2 separate regions of the Homo sapiens genome follow, and region 1 is linked to region 2. Evidence: read pairs that join two places in POLR2A ChIA-PET (ENCODE). Cell type or tissue: MCF 10A. All regions are shown on one strand. Links, peaks and the distances in the headings refer to the core of each region. The heading gives the core; the rest is flanking DNA.

Region 1 (4,320 bases), core at 1-4,000, 51 kb after region 2:
ATCTGTAAAATGGGTAAGGGCTCTTTTACGGAATGCGTGGCTGTTCACCTCGCCACAGTGCCTGCCTGGTGGTGAGCGCTCAGTAAATGGAAGCTTCTGTTGCATCCTCATAAGGGCCAGCCCCTTGCTCCTCTCTATCTAGAAAAAGGGTTGGCCAAGGCATCACACCGTGGACATCTGACCCCTCCTCCCACCTGTGCCGGAAGCCACAGGCCTCAGGCCTGTTCCTGCTCTCCTCCAGCCCTGGGGCTGAAGGCTCCATCTCTGGTCCTGCCCGTGACTGGCCTCCCTCCTCTGCCTGGCCCTTCCAGGATGTCTGCTGGACACTTTGTTCCAGAACCACTTTTTTTTTTCTTGGGACAGAGTCTTGCTCTGCCACCCAGGCTGGAGTGCAATGGCACCATCTTGGCTCACTGCAACCGCTGCCTCCCAGGTTGAAGTGATTCTCCTGCCTCAGCCTCCCGAGTAGCTGGGATTACAGGCACTCGCCACCACGCCCAGCTAATTTTTCTATCTTTAGTAGAGATGGGGTTTCGCCATGTTGGCCAGGCTGGTCTCGAACTCCTGACCTCAGGTGATCCACCTGCCTCAGCCTCCCAAAGTGCTGGGATTACAGGCACAAGCCACTGCGCCCGGCCCCTCATCTTTTTCTGGAAGGATTTTCCGTTTCGCTCCTGTGCCCTTCCCAGAGGGCAATGCATAGAGGGAACCAAGCGGACTCCTGGATTCTGGGCTGGGCTGGGCAGGGTCACAGGAGAGCAGGAGGTGGGAAGGGACTGGGCCCAGCACACTCTGACAAATGCCCGGGCTCCTTGCAGCCAGAGACGTGGTGTCCTTTGAGCAGCCTGAGTTCTCGGTCAGCCGCGGGGACCAGGTGGCCCGCATCCCTGTCATCCGGCGTGTCCTGGACGGCGGGAAGTCCCAGGTCTCCTACCGCACACAGGATGGCACCGCGCAGGGCAACCGGGTGAGGCTGCGCCACAGGGTCGAGGGTGCAGCCCGGGGGGCTGCGTGGGCACCGCATTGGGTTCCCAAGACAAAGCAGCACATGGCAGCTGCTTGAGTCCCTGGATACTGGCCGTGCCCCTGGCTGGCCTCCCAAGGACACGTCCACCTGCTCCTGCCACCCTGTGGCAGGGGAGTCTCACCTGCCCAGGGTGCCAGTGACACGCTGGATGAGGCTCCATTGCTGCCAGGGACTCAGGCCAAGAGGGCTCGCTCTTTTTTTTTTTTTTTTTTTTTTGAGACAGAGTTTCGCTCTTGTTGCCCAGGCTGGAGTGCAATGGCACAATCTCAGCTCACCGCAACCTCCACCTCTCGGGTTCAAGCGATTCTGCTGCCTCAGCCTCCCTAGTAGCTGGGATTACAGGCATGTGCCACCACGCATGTCTAATTTTGTGTTTTTAGTAGAGACGGGGTTTCTCCATGTTGGTCAGGCTGGTCTGGAACTCCCGACCTCAGGTGATCCGCCCGCCTTGGCCTCCCAAAGTGCTGGGATTACAGGCGTGAGCCACCGCGCCCGGCCCAAGAGGGCTCTTTCTTCCTTCATGGGCCAGGGACCTGCCCAGACCATTCCTGTCCCCTCCTACAACTCAGGATCCACAGGGTAGCCAAACCTCTTGGAGATAAACTCCCCCTATATGCCCCAGTCCAGGGGGCTTTGGGTTTCTTGAGCTGGGATCGAAGACCCCATGTCCCCAGGCCAGACTCCCCAAGGGCTGTCACAATTTGCCAAGCAGCAGGAGCAACCCTTCAAGGCAGGGAGTGCCATGGCTGGACCAGCATCACCTTCACTGCTGAGCCCCAGTGCTGGGGTACAGCCAAATCAGGTGGCACACAGGCTGGACTGGGTTTACAGGCTTCATAGTTTTGTTTCTTTTGTTTTGTGTGGGGATTTTTTGCTTCTTAATTTTTGGGGGAGACAGGGTCTTGCTATGTTGCCCAAGCTGGTCTTGAACTCCTGACCTCAAGTGATCCACCCACCTCGGCCTCCCAAAGTGCTGGGATTACAGGAGTGAGCTACCACGCCCGGCCTAGTTTTTGTATTTTTAGAAGAGATGGGGTTTTGCCATGTTGGCCAGGCTGGTCTTAAACTCCTGATCTCAAGTGATCCGCCCACCTCGGCTTCCCAAAGTGCAGGGATTACAGGTGTAAGCCAGTGCACCTGGCCTTTCTAGTTTTTAAATGTTGGCAACAAATCCATAATTAAAAACAAAGGCGGGGCATGGTGGCTCACACCTGTAATCCCAGCACTTTGGGAGGCTAAGGTGGGAGAATCACTTAAACCCAGGAGTTCAAGACCAGCCTAGGCAACGTGGTGAGACCATGTCTATACATATAATTTAAACATTAGCTGGGCATGGTAGTGCATACTTGTGGACCCAGCTACTTGGAAGGCTGAGGCAGGAAGATCACTTGAGGCCAGGAGGTTGAGGCTACAGTGAGCCATGTTCATGCCACTGTACTTCAGCCTAGGCAACAGAGTAAGACCCTGTCTAAAAAAATAATAATAATTAATTTTTTAAAAATCAAACAAAAAAACAAAGAAACAAAACCTGGCTCAGTGCAGTAGCTCATGCATGTAATCCCAACACTGTGGGAGGGCACAGTGGGAGGATCACTTGAGCCCAGGAGTTGCAGGCCAGCTTGGGCAACATAGTAAGACCCTGTCTCTATTTTAAAAAAATAATAATAATAATAAAGGCCAGGCGAGGTGGCGTATGCCTGTAATCCTAGCACTGTGGGAGGCCAAGGCAGGTGGATCGCCTGAGGTCACGAGTTCGAGACCAGCCTGGCCAACATGGTGAAACCCTGTCTCTACTAAAAATACAAAAATTAGCTGGGCATGGTGACACGTGCCTCTAATCCCAGCTACCCGGGAGGCCGAGGCAGGAGAATTGCTGGAAACCAGGAGGTGGAGGCTGCAGTGAACCGAGATCATGCCACTGCACTACAGCTTGAGCGACAGAGTGAGACTCTGTCTCGAAAAAAGAAAAAAAAAATTATCTCAAAAGTAATAAAGTCTCGCCTCCCTGGGCCCACAGGCCCATTCAGCAAACATAGGGGAGCGCGTAGTCAGCAGGCCCGGGCTGCCTGGCCACATCCTAATTTTATTTACTTCTTTTTATTGACAGGAACTGTTCTCATTATTTTTCCAATGTCCCCCCATAAAAATTCCAAAGAATAATTTTTTTCTTTTAAGAGACAAGGTCTCCCTCTAGTCCAGGGTGGAGTACAGGGGCACAGTCCTAGCTCTCTGCAATCTTGAACTCCTGGGCTCAAGCAGTCCTTCAACCTCAACCTCCCAAGTAGCTGGGACTACAGATGTCCACCACCGCACGGCTAATTTTGTATTTTTTTTTCTTTGAGACGGAGTCTCACTCTGTTGCCCAGGCTGGCGCGATCTCAGCTTACTGCAACCTCCACCTCCAGGGTTCAAGCGATTCTCCTGCCTCAGCCTCCCAAGTAACAGGGACTACAGGTGCGCACCACCACACCCAGCTAAATTTTGTATTTTTAGTAGAGACGGGGTTTCACCATGTTGGTCAGGCTGGTCTCGAACTCCTGACCTCGTGATCCGCCCACCTCAGCCTCCCAAAGTGCTGGGATTACAGGCATCAGCCACCGCGCCCGGCCATTTTATATTTTTAGTAGAGATAGGGTTTCGCCATGTTGCCCAGGCTGGTCTCAAACTCCTAGGATAACATGATCCTTTTGCCTTGCCTTCTGGCTACCCTGTTACACTTGTATAAAGATGCTTTGAGGCTGGGTACAGTGGCTCATGCCTGTAATCCCAGCACTTTGGGAGGCCAGGGCGGGCAGATCGCTTGAGATCAGGAGTTCAAGACCAGCCTGGCCAACATGGCGAAACCCTGTCTGTACCAAAAATACAGAAAATTATCTGGGTGTTGTGGTGTGCACCTGTGGTCCCAGCTACTCGGGAGGCTGAGGTAGAGCCCAGTAGGTGGAGGTTGCAGTTAGCCGAGATAGTGCCACTGCACTCCAGCCTGGGTGACAGAGTGAAACCCCTGTCTCAAAAAAAAAAAAAAAAAAAAAGCTTTGATATTTGTTTTTTAAAACATTTTAATTTCTCACCTTTTTATTTTTAAAAACTTCAACTTACAGAAAAATGGAAGGAACAGTAAAACTAGCACCCATTTACCCTTTACATAGATTCACCGATTGCTAATATTTGCTTTCTCTCTCTTTCTATATAGATAGCAACATAGAAATATAAATAGAGATGTGGACATCTGTATCTTCACATTGATTATACTAGTACCTAAAATTAGTCCATATTCCAGCCAGGCGTGGTGGCTC
Region 2 (4,384 bases), core at 237-4,236:
CCAGACTAGTTGGCAAATTGGAACCCAACTACCCAGTTTATTTATTTCTTAGGCGTAGAAGGAATAATTTAGGGGGAACTGAAGAGCCAACCTAAAGGAAAAAAATAAAATAAAGGGATAAAATACTTCCTGTGATTTTGCCCCATCATCTCTTTTCTTCCAGAGACGTGACTCAACAACCTCAGCTGAGCCTGGCAGCACACACACCCCACACTCCTTTCCATCTCCAGGTTCACAAAAGCCACAAGAAGCCACGGGGAGGCTCCTGGCCTCTTACTTTACCTAAGGAGGCCCTGAAGTGGCAAGTGTGTTTCCCCTTGAAGAGCCATTGCATGTTTGGTGACTAACTTCCTGTGGCTTTGGGGTAGACATGGTAGACTCCTTGTGTGGGGATTGGGCCTCTGCAGTTGAGTCCATGAGAAGGGGTGGGTGTGGTATGGTGCGGAGCCTTGGGGAAGGGTGAGTGGGGGCTGGAGGGAGAGTTAACGAATGGTCAGTCCCTGTATGATCAGCCAGCTGGCGGGTGAGGGAGGAGCTGATGTTTTCCTACAATCAGCACCCAGAAAGCTGTTCTCTAGAGGGAAAATGTGAGGGCATTTTACAGTCCCATGTATTGTTACTAACACTCTTGAACACTGGTTTCCTGAGAGTCACTGCTACAAAGGGATTGTTGGTCCCCTGAGAGACTGGCAGTCTCTATAGGGCTGCTGATTTATGACTGCGGCAGTCTCTATAGAGCCGCTGATTTATGACTGCAACCTGAAGTTGGTGTGGCAGTCCTCCAGGCGCGCCTCCCTGCCTGCTCCCAGCCTCCTCTTTGCCCACCTGATTGGCAGGGGGCAGTGGCTCGAAGAGATGGGTTGCTAAGCAGCCTGGCCTGGACGTGGTGCCCTGCCAGGTTGAATGAATAGCTGCAGTGTTCTGAGGAATGGGGAATTTGGCCTGTCCCAGCATCAGGAGGGACTTTCTGGAAAGGGGGCTAAGACTGAGTCTAGGTTCAGTGTGGGGAACTGGGTGGCCTTCCTGGCACCTTCCTTTTGGAGCCGTGGCGTGGTGTGCCATGTCTGTGTAAGTGGAGCCTGCGGAGCTCTGCACCTGTCCTCGAAAAGGTCTTGTTGCAGGGTCTTCCTGTCTCATCTCCTCCCTCACTCATCAGCAGGAAAAGACATGGCGTCCAGCAACTTTCTGTGAACTCTGCCTCTGCTGTTTTGATGATGAGCACGTGTGGCCCTTGAGATTGTTGATCTAACTGGCTTTGAGGGGCTGGGTGTCAGCAACCCAGAAATGGGGGAAACAGGTGTGTTCTTGCCATTTTACACTTGAGACAATGGAGGCAAGGGAAGACTTGTGACGGAGGGCTTGGACCGTGGCTTTCTCAGCATTGATTTTGGTTTAGATGAAACATTTACTACAGAACAGTGAAATCCAGAAAACGTCTAAGAAGCCTTTGCTCTCAGGTTTCTGCAGGACATGTGGATGTAGCTGTCATGGGACACTGTTTGCATTAGGGATTGGAGGAAGCTTTTCTTTGGAGGGAGTATAAAGCCAGTGTAAAGGGAGCTGAGAGCCAGAGAGAGGCTTCCTTGAGCCTGGGGCCTCTCTGGGATCCCCATTCTGCCACTTATTAAAGGTTTGCTGCATGCTTGCTCTGAGGTTCCATGAGCTGCCCCTTTATCCTCATGATGAAGCCTCCCTTCTTTGAACTAAAAATAAGAAGAGTATCTTGGGAGCAGCTAGTCTGCATTTTCATCTCGGGAGTCTGCTGTTACAAAGCAGTCACCTCTTGCTTCCTTGGTACCAGCGGTAGAGGTGGTGATGTCTGGGCTGGCCGGGCCCTTGAGCTCTGCACTCCATTCAGGCAAGCTTCCTCAGACCCAGGGGAGAGCAACAGGCAGGGTATACGTTGCCCAGTTGGCTGCAGCAGGCTTGCTGGCTTGTGTTCTCCTCAGCGATGGTGGGTTTGGTCACTGAAAAGGCATGGAGGAGAGACCGGCGTGGGGCTCGGGAGCATCCGGCTGCTGCGATGCGGGAAGAAGAGGGTTCGGAGGCTCGGGGGTGCCAGAGGCCCCTGAAGCATCAGCTTACCCTTAGTGTTCCTGGCAGTGCTTTTACTTTTTCTCCTTCCTTAAAAATCCTGAGTGGTCTCAGTAGAGAGTAGCTGGTTCAGGAGCCCCAGTCTTACCTCCTCGTATTTGTTTGTCTTTTGCAGGATAATACAGAAGCAGAAAAGCGAGACCCCCAGGAACTCGTGGGTGAGTATTGGGGGATCCTGGGGGCACGTTTCTCAGCCTTGCTCCTAGCAGCCTGGCTTCCAGCCATGCCAGGCCTGCCGCCCCACAGGGCTTCTGTCTGCTGTGAGCACTGTTGTCCCTTTGGCTCCCTCTCAGGGCTTTGGCATTTCCTAGGATGCCCGGGTGAGACGTCCAGGGAACAGTTCTTCTTTGGAAATCATATTTGTGGTGTGTTTTAATGGGCTTTGGTCGGTTGCCAGCGCTGTCAAGAGGGAATTCAGGGCACTCAGCTGGGAGCGTGTCTTGGTCTCTGCTTCCCCTAGTGCCCTGGGCTTGTCCTCTGTCTTTGCAACCCCTCCTCCCCCTCTCCGCTGGCATATGCATGCTGCTCAGGGAGTCAGCATGTGGCCTCTGCTGGCACTTTGCTCTGTCCCCAGGCAGGAACATGCCTCACAGCCCTGGAGTCTGGGGCTCTTTGTGATTTGGGAGGAGCAGGGACACTATGTTTCTGGAAAACAGCATACATCATCCAAGTCCTGTGCTAGCCCCAGCCTTTTAATCCTTTTAGAAAGCCCCCCAGCTCCTTTCACGTGGCTCCCAAAGCCCGACCGGGGGGCAGTTCCCGGCATCTGAGTCAGAGCTCTTGGTGGGGTTGGCCCTCCCTCTCTGTGGCAACCATTACCAGCTCTCCTGTCCGTCCTGCTGATCTTCACAAACAGGCTCCTGCCTCCTGCGGTCTTGCCTCGGTGGCTCACTGACTCCAGCCCTGGGGGTTCTGAGCCCAGGGACCACCTGGAAGCGCTGCCCCAGTAGTCAGTCCTTCCCACCCAGGCTTCCTCCCAGTAGGGCCTTTCTGCTGGGAGTTCTGCTACAAAGCCTGTTCTCCTTTTCCAGAACTAAAGGAGCTAGGAATCGTTCATTCTATTTGTCTTTTGAAGAAGGATTGGGTGGGAACACGGTAACGCTGAGCAGCCCAGACCCTCAGCAGGAGGGCCTTAATCCCTGGCCTCTCTGATGGAGTTTCAGTCTTTCAAATCCTATAAAAACCAAGATTTTCCTAAAACCTAGAGTTTCTTCTTTAGAAAGTGACGCCTTAGGGGTGCAACATTTGGCTTTGAGGGCAGAGGAAGCAGAGTGTGCATCTGCTGGGAAGCCGATGGCCGGCCCAAGGGGGCGATCCACGGGTCGGGCGTGGACGGGAGCCTTGGCCTCTTATCCCCGCCATCACCCGAGCCGACCCTGCTGTTTACTGTGAGAAACTACACGGCTGGGGATCAGAGAGCAGCCTGTCACGTGCCAACGCAGAGATGCCCTTGCTCTTGCTAGTAGTGCTGGGCAGGCAGTGGAATGTGTGTGGGCATCAGCCATCTCAGCCCCCAGTTGCTTCCAGAGCCAACTTGTCACTTTTTCTCCCTGTGCCACTTTTTGGAAATAGCTTTATTGAGGTATAATTTACATAGAGTAAGACTTGCCAATTTTACGTGTGCCATTTTATGAATTTTGACAAATGTGTATAGTTGTGTTAGCCCCACCACAATTGTGATACAGAACGCACCCATCACTCCGAAATGTTCCCTTGTGCCCCGACCGTGTTACAGGTGATTCCCTCCCTCAGCCTCAGGCAAGCTGTGATCTACACTCTCCTCACTATAGCTTTGCCTTTCTTTAGAATTTCCTATAAATCAGGATCTCCCCACCCTGGCCCTACTGACACTTAGGGCTGGATGAGTCTTTGTTGTGGGGCTGTCCTGTGCTTTGCAGGGTGTTTAGCAGTGTCCTTGGTCTCTACCCACTACGTGCCAGAGGCACTCTCCCTTCCCCAGATGTGACAGTGATCAATGTCTCCAGACATTGCCAAATGTCCCCTTGGGGCAGAATCACCCCTAGTTAAGAACCAGGGATAGAAAGGGAACTAGTGTTTTTGTCTGGCTTCTTTCACTCAGCACGGTGCTTGCAAGACTCATCCATGTAGTTGGGCATGTCCAGAGTTTCTTTTTGTAGCCAAGTAATATTTCACTGTAGGGATACACCACAGTTTGTTTACTGATTCACCCATGAGGACACAAATGGATCTTTAAGCGGCATCGTTTTGATTACTCACCATTCCTCATTGACGAGTAGCTAGTTTAGTTCCTCTTACTGAAGACGTAATT

Evidence for each region. Peaks named below come from ENCODE experiments on the same cell type or tissue, not always from the same donor. Only the 100,000 strongest peaks of a DNase experiment are listed, where the experiment ranks them.
Region 1: POLR2A ChIA-PET joins it to region 2 with 5 read pairs; 19 of 35 experiments call an interaction of 5 or more read pairs at or near these places.

Annotation. Positions count from the first base shown.
Region 1 is chr17:75,742,895-75,747,214 of GRCh38, forward strand. ITGB4 (integrin subunit beta 4) reads left to right here. Exons shown (of 40, transcript NM_000213.5): 26 at 819-967. Among named protein-coding and RNA genes, the nearest start is that of GALK1, 20 kb to the right of the region's middle. In MCF 10A, for the core only: no CTCF peak of the experiment used is centred there; no DNase peak of the experiment used is centred there.
Region 2 is chr17:75,691,231-75,695,614 of GRCh38, forward strand. It overlaps SAP30BP (SAP30 binding protein), which reads left to right. Exons shown (of 11, transcript NM_013260.8): 4 at 2,210-2,252. Among named protein-coding and RNA genes, the nearest start is that of SAP30BP-AS1, 8.6 kb to the left of the region's middle. In MCF 10A, for the core only: no CTCF peak of the experiment used is centred there; DNase peaks (open chromatin) are centred at 311 and 2,541.